Regions from separate parts of the Homo sapiens genome. Here region 2 is linked to region 1. Evidence: chromatin loops called from intact Hi-C (ENCODE). Cell type or tissue: mammary epithelial cell. All regions are shown on one strand. Each heading gives the region's core, and the rest is flanking DNA. Links, peaks and the distances in the headings are about the cores only.

Region 1 (8,326 bases), core at 224-8,223:
TGCTCCTGGCTGCTTCACTCTCATGCCACCTCCTTTAAGGCCCATCATTTCCCTGCCAAACACCATTACTGTGACAGCAGCAGTGGCTCTTGGCACAGCCAACTACTAGTCTGTGAGCCCATGGTGCCCACCAGGGGACAGAGGACCCTGAGCCCAGGCTCCCAGCTCTTTACCTGGGAGGGTAGGTCCAGAGATGCACAACCCCAATAGCTGGTGCTGAAAGACCAGGTCCTCAAGGCCGGGTGCGGTGGCTCACGCCTGTAATCCCAGCACTTTGGGAGGCCGAGGCGGGTGGATCACGAGGTCAGGAGATCGCGACCAACCTGGCTAACATGGTGAAACCCCTTCTGTACTAAAAATACAAAACAAAATTAGCCGGGTGTGGTGGCGGGCGCCTGTAGTCCCAGCTACTCGGGAGGCTGAGGCAGGAGAATGGCGTGAACCCAGGAGGCAGAGCTTGCAGTGAGCTGAGATCACGCCACTGCACTCCAGCCTGGGCAACAGAGCGAGACTCCGTCTCAAAAAAAAAAAAAAAAAAAAAAAGACCAGGTCCTCTATCTCCCCCACATATGGCTCTTCCACTACGGGACACCTGTGGCCTCAGGTGAGGCTTGCAGAGAACCTTTGTGCCTATCACTCTTTTGATTTGTGCGTTTGATTTTATAAAGATCCCTGTAAGCCAGCAGGCATCGTCCCTGGCCTGGAGATGTAGAAACTGAGGCCCAGGGACAAAGTGACTTACCCAAGGTCCCATAGCTCAACTTGGCAGAACTGGGACCCCACCAGCCCCCTAAACTTTACACTGACCACATCTCTACTCCAGCAATGACACAGAGCACCCTCTGCTACCTGTACCCCCAGTCCAGAGACCAAGCTCCAGGCTTGCAGGAGGTCTACTTACTGGCCTCGAAGCAGAGCTGGGCACCCATCAGTCTAAGGTCCTCGGGCACAGGTCCCCAGGTCTAGAAGGAACTGCCTGGAGAAGGCCAGTGGACAGGTTACCAAAGATTCAGCAGGTCTGCTTTTTATGGGCCAGAGATCACGTTACAAAGTTGATGATTAATTCAATGGTGCTGTCATGTGTTACTATATCCAGGGGATTTCCCAGTGATTTCTCCTGACTCGCAGACTGACCTGCTGGAGCTGGCCGGCCTAAGAGAAGGAAACAGGAATGGGGGTCTGGCCTGGGTAGGTCTTACGGTAGCCTTCTTTCTCACTTCTGACCAATCTCAAGCTGGCTGTGCATTGTAATGGTCCAAGCATGTTAATAAATACCTATGTCCAGCCCCGCCCCCAAAGACTCCGGTTCCACTGGCCTAGGGTGGAACCCAGGCATCAGGAGTTTACAGAGCAACGCAGATGATTCTAATGTACAGCCAGGATGGAGATTCACTGCAGCAGACCCTGGCACACAGAAGGAACTCAATCTGTGTTGCTGAAGCAGATTGAATTGCATTTGCTGTATCCCAGGACCTGGGAAATTGTGCACCTCCAACAGAAAGGAGGGGTAAAGCAGACAGAAGAGGAGAGGAGCTGATGGTCCCTCCAGCCTTTCTCACTGGAATTTCTGGGAATTCCACTTTCCCAGAACTGCCACAAAATGCAAATAGCCCTACAGACAGTCACTGCAAAGGTCTAGCTCCCAATGTGTTAGCACTGGAAAAGAAGCCAAAGGTATTCTAGCCCGTCAATATTTATTTCGGTTAGGAAAACTGAGGATCATGGAGGGAAGGTGGCTTACTCTAACCTAGTGCTCCTCACTCACATTGCAACATACTCTCAAATCTCCTGGGGATCTTGTTAAAATGCAGATTGACTCAGAAAGCCTGAGGCCCTACCTGAGATAAGTGGACCCGACTTTTTTTTTTGAGACAGGGTCTCACTGTCATTCAGGCTAGAGTGCAGTGGTGTGATCATGGCTCACTACAACCTCAAACTCCCAAGCTCAATTGATCCTCCCACCTCAGCCTCCTGAGTAGCTGGGACCACAGGTGCATTCCACCATGCTCAGCTAATATTTCTGATATTGTGAAGACAGGTCTAGCTATGTGGCCCAGGCTGGTCTCAAACTTCTGGCCTCAAGCAGTCCCCCCATCTTGGCATCCCCAGGTGCTGAGATTACAGGCATGAGCCACCGCACCTGGCCAAGTGGACCCCACTTTCGGGGGCAAGGGCCTGGTGGGTTTGGAGCCTTGTGAGTGCCCTGACCCTCAACCTGTGGGCTAAGCCCCTCCCAAGACCCCAGATCAAGGCCACAATCAGTGACTGCTCGGCTAAGGGATGGCTAGTGCCAGGTACGTCTCCACCTTAGTGCAGGCTGCCTTGGGTGGTTCCCCAGAGCGCTGCAGCCATGCATCTTGTTAATAAATCACACTCTCATGAGAGGTATGTATGGCATCTTATTAGGGAAGTCAACTCTGAGCCTCAGACTGTCTGGAAAATTACCTGGCAAGCTATGGCCCTCAGGCCACCCAAAGCCAGCAGGCTGGGGTGGTATAGTTGCATCAGTGGGACCTTGGGCCATGAGGCAGCTGGGGGGCAGAGGAGGTCATTCTGAGGAGCTAAAAAACCTGCCTAAAGCCTCCCGTCCAGGGTACAGGCATACCCGCCACACACTCTGTGTTTGTTTATTGAACAAACTGCCAGGGTTCAGGACATGCCACCCCAAAATATGGCACTTTGGCATTTAAGAAAACAGCAGAAGCAGGAAGGCCTCGCTCACCTTCCCTTTGCCCGAATCCCCTGAAGTAGGGCCATGAGGCCATAAGACCCATCCTTACCTCTGAAGACACAGGGACAGAGAGAAGAATCTGAACAGGCTGGCCGACTCTCCCCGGTTTATTACCCCTTCCCCCTTTAGCCAATCACTTCTCCACGATGCCCACTCTTCATGAAACCAACGCATAAAAATACATGTCCCCATTTCTTTGGGTCTTCATTTCCAAAGGCCCCTGTGTCATGTAAAATTTACATGAAATAAATTTGTGTGCTTTTCTCTTGTTGACCTGTCTTTTGTTATAGGTGTCCTAGCCATGAACCGAGCAATGGGTGGGGAAAGATTTTACTTTTGTACTTTTCCTCCCCTGCAGAATGCTACCGTTTTTGTTGTTGTTGTTGTTGTTTTTGAGAGGGAGTCTCGCTCTGTGGCCCAGACTGGAGTGCAGTGGCACGATCTCGGCTCACTGCAACCTCTGCCTCCCAGGTTCAAGCAACTCTCCTGCCTCAGCCTCCCAAGTAGCTGGGACTGTGGCGCTCTCCATGATGCCCAGTTAATTTTTGTATTTTTAGTAGAGATGAGGTTTCACCATGTTGGCCAGGATGGTCTCGATCTACTGACCTCGTGATCCACCCGCCTCGGCCTCCCAAAGTGCTGGGATTACAGGCGTGAGCCACCGCTCCTGGCCCGGAATGCTACCGTTCTAAGTCCAGAACTTACCTGACAGTCCTCATGGCAACTCCTCAAAAAGGTCCTGTTTATTGTAATCATTTCCATTATACACGTGGGGAAACTGAGGCACACGACAGTTACGCAGCTTGTTCAGCTCACTAGGCATGACGTGACAGGCTGGGATTGGCCCAGGTATCGTGGCTGGAGACCGTCTGCCTTGCGCCCCTCCACGGCCACTCGCCGCGGAGACTCCGCCCCTTGGAAGTGCCCCCTAATTAGGAATATCTCCTCCACTGGACTGCGCGGGCACAGAGCAGGAGATTTGTAGATAGGCCTAACTTGCTGCTGAGTGTCAGGTTGAGGCTGCCCCGCAGTAGATGTCACCCGCCAGCCCCGCTGCAAACCTTTGCTCTGAGAGGGGCGGGCCCGTGCCCTCAAGCGCGGGGCGGTCTCCGCTGTGCAGAGACTGAGGCGGCCCCTGCTGGCGGCGGTCAGTACTGCAGGAGGCGCCGAGGGCCCGGGAGCCCCCAAAGCCGGGAGGGGCGCCCCAGAGGGAGGTGAGCGGCGCCGAGGCTCACTATACCGCAGCTCCCACACACCCGTCTCCCAGGGTGGGTGGTAGCCTCACTGGGACCCCTCTGTTGCAGTCGGCCTCTCTTGCCCAGAGCCCCATCACTACACATGTCTTCACGCAGGTTATCTCTCAAGACTCAACCCGCGCTCCGGGAAGAGCCTGGCACACGAGGAAGCCACTGCTGCCCCGCGCCCACTCCAGCGTGCGGCCCAGCGGGACCGGGAGCCCAGCCCAACCTGGGGCACTGTCAGGCAGCCCGGTCCCTCGTGGGCCCTGCCATTAAGGCCCAGGGACGCCTACCTATGACACTTGCCAGCCCTCATCCGTTCCCCGCCGGGCCAAAATCTCAGAGGGCAGGGGCTGCCCTGCCTAGAAACCAGCCCCAGAACATCAGGGCCGCGGGCGCTGTGGGCGGTCGGCCAGGGCGCGCAGGGGCCAAACAGGGCAGCGTTGGGAGCTTTTGCACAAGGCACCCCTCTGCCAGCCTCATGGCCCAGCCATGCCACCCCCGTGAACCAAGTGTGCTGGCCCACAGCAGCGCTCTGCACAACAGCCCCAGCCTGGAAACAAGCGAATGTCCACTGCTGTCCACCTCACACTCAGCTGGGGGAGCTGAACTGCTCAGATCCCCGGGAATGCAGGGCCCATTCCCCGGAGGCCAAGGCCAGTGTCCCACCCACACCCAGTCCAGGCCTATGCTTCCCCGGGTCTGCCGCCTAAGCAGCCCTGTCCCTGATCTCTGTCTCAGAGGCTGCTCCCGGCCCAGCTTCCCACAACCATCAGCAGGACCTAAACTGCCACATATGCGCGCCATGGAATACTGTGCCAATGACAACAAATTACTGCTACCTGCAACGACGAGGATAAACCTCACAGCCGTGAGGCTGATGTAAGGGAAGACCCAAAGAGCACCGCGTGCTGCCATTCATAGGAAGTTCAGGCAAAACCCATCCGTGGTGTTCGAAGCAGGACAAGGCTGCCTTTGGGAGGTAGTGATCGGCAGGGACACGGGAAGCCTCTGGGGAGCTGGAAACGTCCTGCACCTTGATCGTGGTCACACAGGTGTGTAGATGTACAAAAAAACCCTTCCAATCGGACCCTCAAATCATACATAAATTGCGTCTTCGTGTTATGTTGGCTAAGCCCTTCCAGCCCTAACAATGTCGTTCTGGCGGAGCTGGTGAGTCAGGGAGCATCCACGCCGCCTGGGAAGACCGGCTCTGGAGGCTGGAGGGCTTGACCAGCACTGCCACCCGGTGGCCGGCAGCGGAACTGACCACAGGCCTGGTGCCCTGGAGGGAATGGGCCACAAACGCTCCGCCAGGACTGCACCTGTGTCCTAGGCGCCGCCCTCAGCCACCAAGTCGGCCTGCCTCTCGAGCACCCAACAACTCCAACAAGCCCTCTGGACCAATAGCTGCAGCCCCCACGGGGCCTTGGGGGTGGGAGGGAGGAGAGGGAGGCCAGCCTGTAGCACAGTACCAGCCCAGAGTTATTAACAGGTCTGTGCTGTCACTTCCGCTCTGCTGCGGTCCTCCTGGGTCCTGATTCTGCCGAGCGCCTCCACAGCCTTCCTCCCTCCTGGTTCTCCCCGCCAGCAGCCAGCACGGGAGCGCCCACTGGGCATGAATGGGGAGCCTGCCAGAGAGGGGAGCTGGGGGAGAGAGGCACAGCTTCCAGGCCTGGCGTGGCTGCTCATGCCTGTGCGTGAGGGAAGGGTCAAGGGAAAGGTGTGCCCTCTCTTCTTTTGGTTTCTTGTTTTCCTTTTTCCCGTGCCCCCTCACCCCATACACAACTGTCAGGGTGTCTGTCCTGGAAAGACACCTGGTACCTGCCCTGGTGGTGCCTGCCCTGTGTGGGGTGTGTGTATGCGTGTGCATGCGTGTGCATGTGTGCATGCATGTGTGTTCAACAGGAATTGATTTAGTGCCTGCTATGTGCCAAGCACTGTCCCAGTTCTGGGTAACCAGAGATTGAAGGAAACCCAATCCTCATCCTTCAGCCACTTTGTGCATGCCCTGGAATTTAGGTAAGTGCTACAAGAGGGCCAAACTGAGGGCTGGGAAAACCAGCGGTGTCGAGGGGTTGTTATGCCCAGGGAATGGGTGAAGGTTTTGTGGAAGAAGAGTTATTAAAATTGTGCCCTGAAAGGTAAATAGGATTTCAACAGCCAAGAAAGGAATGAAAGGCATTTCAGGGAGAAGGAATACACACACAAAAGCATAGGAAAGGAGACATGATCTGTGCTGTATGGTTGTATCAGGTAGGATTAGGATTGCTTGCATGCAAGAGAATGTCCAAAAGGACAGTGGCTTGAGCAAGGCATGTTCATTTCTTTTTCACATAAAATAAGCTGAAGACAGGCAGTCCAGCTAGTCATGACACCTCTGCAGCCATAGGGGACCCAGGCTTTCTCCGCTGTTCAGCTCCACCATTCTAGCACTGGCCTCAAGGTCACGTCATGTACCAAAAGTGCTGCTGGAACTCCAGCCAGTACATCAGAGCTCCAAGCATCAGGGAAGAGAAAGACTCAAATGGGCACTCCTCTAAGCTAAGCCAAGCCAGCTTGCAATTAAGCTGATTTACTGGAGGGCCTATGTAACGTTTTCATTTATAGCTCATTGGCCAGAACCTTGTCACATGGCCACAGCTAGCTGCAAGGGAAACTGAGAAATGTGGTCTTTATCGGGAAGAGCAGCTAAAAATTGGGGTCTGTCACTAAGGAAGAAGGAGAAACTGGATGTTGGTGGGAAGCCAGCACTGCCTAGCCCAGGGTAGAGTGGAGCAGTGGTCCTTCAACTTGTGGGGAGGGGGGCAGGAAGGCAGCCTGATCACAGGGGCCGTGCCGTGGAGGGGCTGGACTCTTCCATAGCAAATAGGGGATTGCTGAAAGATTCTCAGCAGGAGCCAAGGGTTGAGGAACCTGGAACTGTCTGCTTGGGGGAAAGAACCATTGGGCAGAAAATGGAAGCATGCAAGGAGGGGAAGGGAACTGTGAGAAGTTAATAAGGGCACGAGGCAGGGAAGGGCACCCCAGGAGAGCCAAGGCTAAGCCTGGCAACAGTGGGAGGTGATGCCAGGGCCCCGGGGAGGGACACAGATCTACTGAGGGTAGTCTGGGAGGAACACAGTACTAGCAGATAGCTGTGTCTGAGGCAGCTGTTAACCATCAAGTCAGGTGGCTCAAAGGCAACTGAGAATCCAAGTGGAAGCTCAGGTGAGATGACAGCACTGGGAACATAGATGAAGCGATCAGTCATACAGTGGTGGATGGGATCAGCCAGGCAGGGATCCAGTCGTTCAGCTGGAGGACTCTGATGGATCTTTCGGAGTTACTGGGGAAGGAGAACAATGGAGTGACCAACTGCATAAATTTTGAAGCCAGAGCTGGGTTCAAATCCAGACTTTAACAGCCATAAGCCTGTGGGCTGGCTAACAACACTTTCTAAGCCTTAATTTTCTCATGTGCAAAATGGAAATAAAGAGGCCTTCTGTGCGGGCTGATAGGAGGGCTGAATGAGTAATGAGTAGCACATTCCCACACAGGGAACTGCACTAACCAGTAAATACCTGCTCTTACCAGTAAACCACCCCCCCGCCCCCCACTTACTGAAGAGGACATCAGTGCCTTTCTTGGGGCCATTCACTGTGCCCGACAGTCCTCTCACTGCAAGGTGGGGCCCGTGGAGCCCTGTGTGGGATCGCTCAGGTGAGGTCACAAGCACTGTGCCTCTCCAGGACCCTGAGACCTCCAACCCAGCATGGCTAGGGCAGCCCCTGGCTCTGCCAAACCTCCTGGACAGGGGCATCTGCAGCCCCAGACAGGTGGGTCAAGAGAAGTGTTATGCCTCCTGCCAGCAGGGAAAAGGGGCCAGAGTAGGCCATGGCATGCCCCTTTCCTTAAAGGGCACAGCCAGAAAGAGCACACATGGCCCAAACTTCAGCTTGAATCCCATTGACCAAAGCTTAGTTGTGTGGCCACATCCAGCTGCAAGGAACTGGGAAGTGTAGGCTTCATTCTGGGCAATCATGTGCCCAGCTAGACAGAAATTGGAGTGTTCCAATATTACAATAGAGAAGGAGAGAATGGATATTGAGGGAAAACAGCAGCCATAGGGTGCAGGGAAAGAGAGAGGGCATGGCACCCTGGGTGCAGGGTGGTGGGAGGCTCTGAGCGCTGGGAGACCCCATGCCCCTGGGACTCACATGTGCTGCATGCACATCGCCTGGCACCCAGCCCGCAGGAACTCAGCTGTGGGGGCACTGTGGGTGGGTGGGCAGGGGAGCTGTTGTAGCTGAGAACCACCTCTACTGGCCAGAAGGACAAATCACCAACTTCTCCAGTAGAATTTTTCCAGATCCCT
Region 2 (8,326 bases), core at 249-8,248, 81 kb before region 1:
AATTTATAAAGGAAAGATTTTTAATGGACTCACAGTTCCACATGGCTGGGGAAGCCTCACAATCGTGGTGGAAGATGAAGGAAGAGCAAAGAGACGTCTTACATGGCAGCAGGCAAGAAAGCTTGTGCAAGGGAACTCCCATTTATAAAACCATCAGATCTTGCGAGACTTATTCACTACCATGAGGACAGTATGGGGGAACCAGCCCTATGAGTCAGTTATCTCCACCTGGCCCTGTTCTTGACACTTGGGGATTATTACAGTTCAAGGTGAGATTTGGGTGGGGACAAGCCATATCAAGGTGCATGCCACCACACACACCTAACTTTATTTTATTTTTTAGAGATAGGATTGGCCCAGGCTGGTCTCAAACTCCTGGGCTTAAGCAATCCTCCTGCCTCAGCCTCTGGAAGTGCTAGGATTACAGACATGAGCCACAGTGCTAGGCCCAAGCATCTTTGATTGGAAGCTGCCTGCTGTACTGGAAGTCCCGCTCTTTGTTTGCAGTGGAGATGATTCATTCATTCTCTGACTCCTAGGCCTGGCTCTGGGCTGGTAAATTCTTCCTCACTTTGTTTCAAGTGGGGATCCCCTCCCCAAATCCTGGGCTGGAAGATTCTTCCCTGGCTCTTCATGAAGGCTCTCTGTTCTCTATTTGGCCCTGCTCCTCCCACGGGAATCTTTCAGTCCACTGAAACTTCCTTCTTGAACCCTGGCTAACTATATGCTCCACCAGCTCTGTCCATCTTCTTAGTGCATGAGCTGGCTGAGGATAATTTAGAACTTGATTGGTCTTTCTGGGAAACTTAAGACCTCCCCAAAACGGCCCCTCTAAGACCTCCGTCTTCCCATTATTTCCTCCTCCTTCCTCCTCCGACCACCTTTGATCTTCCCTTCAGCTCCCTTGAATCCTTTGATGTGTCCCCTTTAAACTCCTCCCCCTCCTGCCTCTGTCCACCCCCACCAGACATTTCTCTTTCCCAGCCCTTGGCTCCCTCAGCCATTTCAGTCCCCCTGCCCCAATCAGGGGCTCTCAGGGGACTCATGTTATCCCAAAAGCAACTTCCTGAAGCTGAAAAGAAAAAAGCTGATTGGAATTAGATTAAATTTTTATCCACTCACGTGGGCTGTGAGGACATTCAGGCAGCCCCCAGCATCTCCTTAGTAACATGCTTGAAATGTGATCCACAGGCTCCAAGGGATTACATAACAGGGCAGAAGGAAATCTTAAAAATCTCCCCCACAAACACATACACATACACAAAAGCAACACACAATTCAGATACAAATATCAAAGATAAGAGTGTATTAAAATTTTAGAATGGGCCTTGTGCAGTGGCTCATGCCTGTAATCCCAGCACTTTGGGAAGCCGAGGTGAGCAGATCACTTGAGGCCAGGAGTTTGAGACCAGCCTGACCAACAAACTGAGACCCAGTTTCTACTAAAAATACAAAAAGTAGCAAAGTGTGGTGGTGCATGGCTGTAATCCCAGCAATTCAGGAGGCTGAGGCATGAGAATCACTTGAGCCAAGATCAGGCCTGCACTCCAGCCTGGGCAACAGAGCGAGATTATCTCAAAAAAAAAAAAAAAAAAAGGAACGGAAAGCTGTAAGATCTCTATTTGCATTTGTCCATGTATGTATGTGATGTACATGTGATAGTTTTCTATCTCCACATGGTGTTGCCAAAATTAATTAATAAAAGAGCTCTGTCCAGTCTCTACCAAAAATACAAAAAAATTAGCCGGGTGTGGTGGCGGGCACCTGTATTCCCAGCTACTCAGGAGCCTGAGGCAGGAGAATCACTTGAACCTACGAGGCGGAGGTTGCAGTGAGCCGAGATCGTGCCATTGCACTCCAGCCTGGGTGACAGAGCAAGACTGTGTCAAAAAAATAAAAATAAAAATAAGTACTTATATAATTTAAATATTCCTAAAACTCTCAGAAATAAAGGAACTATATTGCTCTTCAAGTTTATATGACTTAGGTAAATCTTTGATATGTAAGATTAGTTTAATATTATTGGCTTAATAAAAACAGTTGTGTCTTCTGAGTTCCAGCATTAAATGTAATATGAGCATACATTTCTATTCAACTTGGGTTTACTAGTTAAATAAGCTAATATTTTATCTACTGGATGTTTAAGAATATGAAAATTGTTAATATAATATGAGAACAAATGTACGAGTAAAGATGCAGTAAAAGTGAATTGCTTGAAGTCCATTATTTCACTTATATCAAACACAATAGTAAAGCAAACACAATAGTAAAGCAAACACAATAATAAAGCAAACACAACAGTAAAGCAAACACAATAGTAAAGCAAAAGCTCTATGTATTTAATAATTTAGGTTTTTATTTTTATGATATTTGTTTAACATGCATGTGCTGTAAAAATAGTTAACAGAGGAAGAATTTGAGATGATGGCTAGCTTTCTTTCTTTTCTTTTCTTTCTTTCTTTTTTTTTTTTTTGGTAGGATCTTGCTCTGTTGCCCAGGCTGGAGTGCAATAGCATGATCACAGGCTACTGCAGGCTCAAACTCCTGGCCTCAGGCAATCCTGCTGCCTCAGCCTCCTAAAGTGCTGGGATTATAGGCATGAGCCACTACACTTGGTGCTAGCTTTGTTTAATACCTGAAAACAATTTTCAAAATCTTTTTGGTAACTTGCAACCTTGGAGTTATGCTAAGTTAAATTAAGTAACAGAAATCCATTAAATGTCTACATTGTTTCTAAGTACAATAAACTACCAAAACATTCATGGCTAAGTGTATTAGTCCATTTTCACACTGCTATAAAGAACTTCCCTGAGACTAGGTAATTTATAAAGGAAAGAAGTTTAATTGACTCAGAGTTCCACATGGCTGGGGAAGCTTCAAGAAACTTAAAATCACGGTGGAAAAGGAAGCAGGCACCTTCTTCACAAGGCGGCAGGAGGGAGAAGAGGGAAAGAGGAACTTCCAAACACTTATAAAACCATCAGATCTCATGATAACTCACTCAGTATCATGAGAACAGCATGGGGGAAATCACCCCCATGATCCTATCACCTCCCTCCCTCGACACGTGGGGATTACTATTTGAGATGAGATTTGGGTGGGGACACAGAGCCAAATCATATCATTAAGATTAAGTTTAAATTTATATACTTTGGAGTTTTTCTTTTTACATGGTATAGGTAGATAAAATACATTTGGATCTGTTAGTAAACATTCTTTTTGTCATATTGAAAAATTTTACTATAAAGAAACAGTATATGTCTCTAGAAATTGTCAGATAGTATATTCATAAAACACTTGTTAGTATTTGTATAGTATTTTGCTAATCTGCTATAGAATACTGGTATGTGATGACAGTTCACAATTGTATGCTTCCTAGTTTTCTCTGTAAAAGAAAGGTTACTAATAGTTAAAATTATAATTAATATATGTAATTAAAACTATTAAAAATAATAAAGCTGGAGGAAAACAACTGCATATGAAAAGTATGCAAGGAAAATCGGATGTGTATGTATGCAAAGAAAGTAAGATGAAGGTATGTTTTTTTGTTAAGAGAAAGAGGGTAATTTTATTTTAATGTATTAATAGAACATCTAGTTGTTCCAGAATGAGAAAGGAAAATGTGGGGCAGGAGGTGAGGGGACCTGAATGGATGTAGAAGCGTTGTGGAAAAGGAATCTTGGAAAAGGAATTTTATGTATGGTCAAGCTGGCTAAGATTTGAATGGATTTATTTATGTTTTTTTAAGCCCTAATATCAGAAGTACGTTGGTGCAAAACTAAAATTTGGTTTTTCTCTCTGTTAAAACAACAAAGTTTTCTTAGAAAGAGGTTGTAAAAGGTTTTTCTTCACCTTTTAAATAATCTGTCTAGGAAAGCAAGATTTTACATATTCTCAGAAGAATCTCCTGTGCTTTATGTTAATCTTTGTCATGTCCTTGATTATTTAAGAGTACCAACACTTGTCACTTTTAAAAGAGCTGAAGTTTTTTTTGTGTGTGTGTGTGACAATTTTGCCTTCCCAAAAATCAAATCCTAAATGAAATCTTGTTCTCAAACTGACTTTGAGATTTCCCAGAGGGCTTCTTGAAAATCTTCAAGGATTGGTTCTTTAATCTTGTAAAAAGAGAAAATATAAAAATAAATTGGTGTATTTGATATGTTTAATGCATGAAAAGATGTTGTCACATAAGAAGGGATGCTTATCCTTTCCTGTGTTATATTTAGGGACATGAATAAGCTGTGGGGTCCTAATAAGGGAAAAAGAATCAGGCTGGTGGGAGCAGGAGAAAGCAAAAAGAAAAGGCAGATAAGCCATGCGTCTGTCCTTCTTCATGGTCCAGGACACACAGTCCTCCTGTACAAATAACTCACAATCTGCCTGTGCCCAGCTATCACCAGACCCTTGCCTGACAGAAAAATGCAAGCTAGCTCACTGCAACCTTGGTATTATCAGTATTGCACGCAGCCCTCTCCATCACAAGCACCATCCTATTAAATCCCCAGCAGTCAGCTCCTCTCTTGCTGATCTGCCTGTTGCTTTCTTGCAATGTATTTTCCTATTTTCGCTAAAAAATTTGCCTTTCTGTACCGACAATTGTCTTGGTAAATTCTTTTACCACCCACACCACCAGCCCCAGCTAGTTGCTATCCATGACATTTGGGTGGCCCATATGAAGACTCTCTCTTCTTACAGGAAACCCTCTCCCCTCTCTCTTTCCCAACCCAGGGCCCTCGGTGGACAGCGTCTAAGCATGGAGACAACTGAAGGTCTCTGGCCGAAGTTACACTCTGGTGGGACTGAAAGGTGTCCATATGAAAGTGTCTAACTGCCACCACCCATCAGGTGAGGGACCTAAGTTTATTTTCTCTTTTCAGTCTTCCAGCAGCCGGCTGCTAGTATCCCTCTAGCAACTAACAGCAACCAGCTGGGGCTGCTACTCAGTGTTGCCTAAAGGCCAAAGGGTGAACAGGGTTGGCTGCCTTGCCTGTGATGGAGGAAAATTCCCTCTTCTCTCTTTTCTGGCCAAAGGTCCCTAATCCCTATGTATGACATGACTGGCAGCGGTAGCTCATTCAGAGTGACTTCACACACATTTTGGGTGACTCATATCCTCTCTTTCTCACTCTAAATTCTCCTGTGGAGTCACCCAGTCATCTTGCTCTGGATGTTGCTAAATCAGGTGATCCCAGACAGCCTCAGAATGGTACATCTTTCTTTACCCACCCCCTCTCCTGGACTGGCACCAAGCCAAGTTGTTCCTTTACCCTTTTTCCTCATACCTGGGTTAATCACCCAGCATAACAGCATACCTGGACTGGCCATCTGGCATAAGGCACCAGCATGAAGAGGTCTTTTCTAATGGGTGGGACACCCCTTTAGAAAGTGCACCTGAGGCCAGGCGAGGTGGCTCACACCTGTAATCTCAGCATTTTGGGAGGCCGAGGCAAGCAGATCACGATGTCAGGAGTTCAAGTCCAGTCTGACCAACATGGTGAAACCCCATCTCTACTAAAGATACAAAAAATTAGCTGAGCGCGGTGGCGTATGCCTGTAACTCTAGCTACTGGGGAGGCTGAGGCAGGAGAATCACTTGAACCCAGGAGGTAGAGGTTGCAGTGAGCTGAGATCCCCCCATTGCACTCCAGCCTGGGTGACAAGGCGAGACTCCATCTCAAAAAAAAAAAAGAAAGAAAAAAAGAAAATGCACCCAAGTCCCTAAGCAGACATGAGTGAAACCCTTTTCCTCAGTGGGATGCCCCAAGAGAATGTGTGGTTCATGTCCCCAGGAGATGTTAGCCCTGAGTGGCTCATTTTCCAGTCCTTCCGTCGGACCCATCTATTCCTTCAAACTCACTTCTAGGCTGCATTCCAAAGCACTGGGACAAATTCAACCCCCAAACCCTCAAAAAGGAAGGTCTAATTTTCTTGTGAAATAAAGCATGGCCCCTCTGCAGAAAATCCTCAAATTAGTCTCCTCAGTCTTTTGTAACCAAGAGCAGAATAAGGAGGACAGGGCTAAGGAGAAAGAAAAATACAGGGACAAAAGGCAAGCTCAACTGTTGGCTGCTGTACAAGCCCCAGCCCCTCCCCATAGCTCTAAGGAAACTTCTCCAGGTAGTTGCCAGGCCACTGGAAGGCAAACTACCCCAATGGGATAAATGGGAAAAAGCTCTACATGGCTCTGCCACAAGCTCAGCCACTGGAAATGAAGCTTCCTTGAGGGCTGAAGTGCCTCCAGGATGGAATTCCAACCCTTGGTGGCCTTGAACTGAAGGGGCTCTCTGCTCCAGCTGCTTCCAAATCAGACACCACCATCAACACAACAAAACCAAGGGCAACTCTGAAGGTGGCAAGTGAAATTATAAATTTCCCTTTTAAGTTCAAAAGCTACTTACTCTGTACTAATCTTCCCTGAACAACTCTCCTCCAAATTCTGTCAGGTAATGAGGGCAAGCAGCACCTGCTCCCTCCCCCAAAAAATTCACACCCCTTTATATTACTTAAGGAACCAACGACCTTTCTCCCAACAGTCCCTATAGTATCTAAATAACCCAAACTCCTTTGGGACAAAAATATACTTTCCAAAATGGGTGCCTGCTTAATATTTACCCAACTTCTGAATTCATCTTTCCCTCTAATAGCCCTATTTCTCCCAGGAATGCCAGCTAAATCTTTAACCAATAACCTTCACCTAGATAGTCTTACCTCCAGGGTTAAAAATAGCCCACACTTATTCAGACAAACCCTAGCAAGAAATCTAACCAAGCAATCTCTAAGGGGGACTAACTTCTACAGTGTGTAGATCACCTCCTCATTTGCTCCCCCTTCACAGAACTCACACAGCAATGTGCAGTACAAACCTTAACTTCTTAACTAAAGGAAAATAATTGTTGTCTAATCCAAAAGCTATTTAAAAGTTATAGTTGTTCTAACATTGGTTCCCTACATTGAAACAAAATTTTCTTAAGGTATTAATGATGGCAGCAGTGGGCCATCTGGAGTTGACACTGCCATCACACAAGCTGCAGCAGGGAGGCATGGCTGGGGCTTCATGCTCAATGAAGCCAGTAAAGTGGGGGACAAGCAGGAGCCCTACCCCTTCTGAGTTGAAGCAGGAGCTCCTTGGATGCAGCTGCAGCCACCCAAGACACAGTTCCAGTTCCAGACATCCCTGTGCTCCCACTCCATGGAGCAAGCAAGAGCCCTGACCCTGGGATACAGCTGCAGCTGCCCAAACTACACCTGTGGACCTAGGCATCCCTGCACTCTTGGGGGCCCAAGAAGGCCCCCACTGCCCTTGCAGGCTTGGAAGTGCCTGCTCCCACTGCCTGGCTTCTCCCTGCTGTCAGTGCCTGCTCCAATCTTGGAGCAAAGTTGGGGCTGAGCCTGGGCATTGTTGCAGCCTGGCTGGGTGTGCACACACTTGGGGCAGTGCTGACACACCAGGCCCCTGTTACCTCAGAACCCTCCAGATTTTGGGTGCGGATGAGCATGGAAGGGAAGCCAAGGCAGGACTGAGGCCAGCTCAGCAGCGCTGGCCTGCAGGCAGCCTTTGGTATGAACAGCCTGGGCACCATGAACCACAGCAGGAGGCAGACAGCCTCCTGGGCAGAAGGGGGCAAGTCCCAATGAAGCCCCACCTTCAGTCCAGGGAGGGCCTGAAGGCTGGAGGCCAGGCTGCCAGTCCCACGGACTGGAGTGGGAACTTACAGTGCCTTTTCCAGGCCTGCCCATGGCCACCCATGGACCAACTGCTGTGCACTTCCTCCCCTGCAGGCCCATAAAATCCCCAGGCTCAGCCAAACTTGGGCAGATATCAGTATGACCAGCTGCAGAGAGGAGCTACCCACTCCAGGGCCTCCTCTCTGCTGAGAGCTGGGGAGATGACGGGATGATCTGCCTGCAGAGAGGAGCAACCCACTCCAGGGCCTCCTCTCTGCTGAGAGCTGCAGAGACAATGGGATGACCTGCCTGCAGAGAGGAACTTCCTATTCCAGGGTCCCCTCTCTGCCAGGAGCTGAACACTAGTGGGGACAGCCTGGTTGCAGAAAGGAGCTGCCCCCTGCTCATGTGGGAGACTGAGTTGTTCTATCACTCAATAAAGCTCCTCTTTGTTTTGCTCACCCTCCACCTGTCTGTGTACCTCATTCTTCCTTGTCACAGGATAAGAACTTGGGACCTGTTGAATGGTGGGGCTAAAAGAGCATTAACACAAACAGGCCTGAGACATGTCCCTTGCTCACCACATCACGGGGAAAGAGAAGGAGAGAAGAGCTGTGGCCCTTTGAGGAGCCCAGACTTGGGAGCTCCCTGAGCCAGGGCT

What was found. A loop is a pair of places that touch in the nucleus more often than their neighbours do. Peaks named below come from ENCODE experiments on the same cell type or tissue, not always from the same donor. Only the 100,000 strongest peaks of a DNase experiment are listed, where the experiment ranks them.
Region 2: it touches region 1 in a loop (5-fold over the local background); 4 of 110 quality-filtered maps call a loop at or near these places.

The regions. Positions count from the first base shown.
Region 1 is chr2:96,504,358-96,512,683 of GRCh38, forward strand. It overlaps NEURL3 (neuralized E3 ubiquitin protein ligase 3), which reads right to left and starts at 1,000. Exons shown (of 4, transcript NM_001285485.2): 1 at 902-1,000. The coding sequence starts at 929. RefSeq lists a silencer at 3,759-4,098. In mammary epithelial cell, for the core only: CTCF peaks have their summits at 3,865 (motif pointing left) and 5,217 (motif pointing left); DNase peaks (open chromatin) are centred at 1,064 and 5,184; H3K4me3 peaks cover 320 bases; H3K27me3 peaks cover 196 bases.
Region 2 is chr2:96,422,969-96,431,294 of GRCh38, forward strand. No RefSeq gene overlaps it. Among named protein-coding and RNA genes, the nearest start is that of NEURL3, 78 kb to the right of the region's middle. RefSeq lists an enhancer at 4,488-5,687. In mammary epithelial cell, for the core only: no CTCF peak of the experiment used is centred there; DNase peaks (open chromatin) are centred at 533 and 5,233.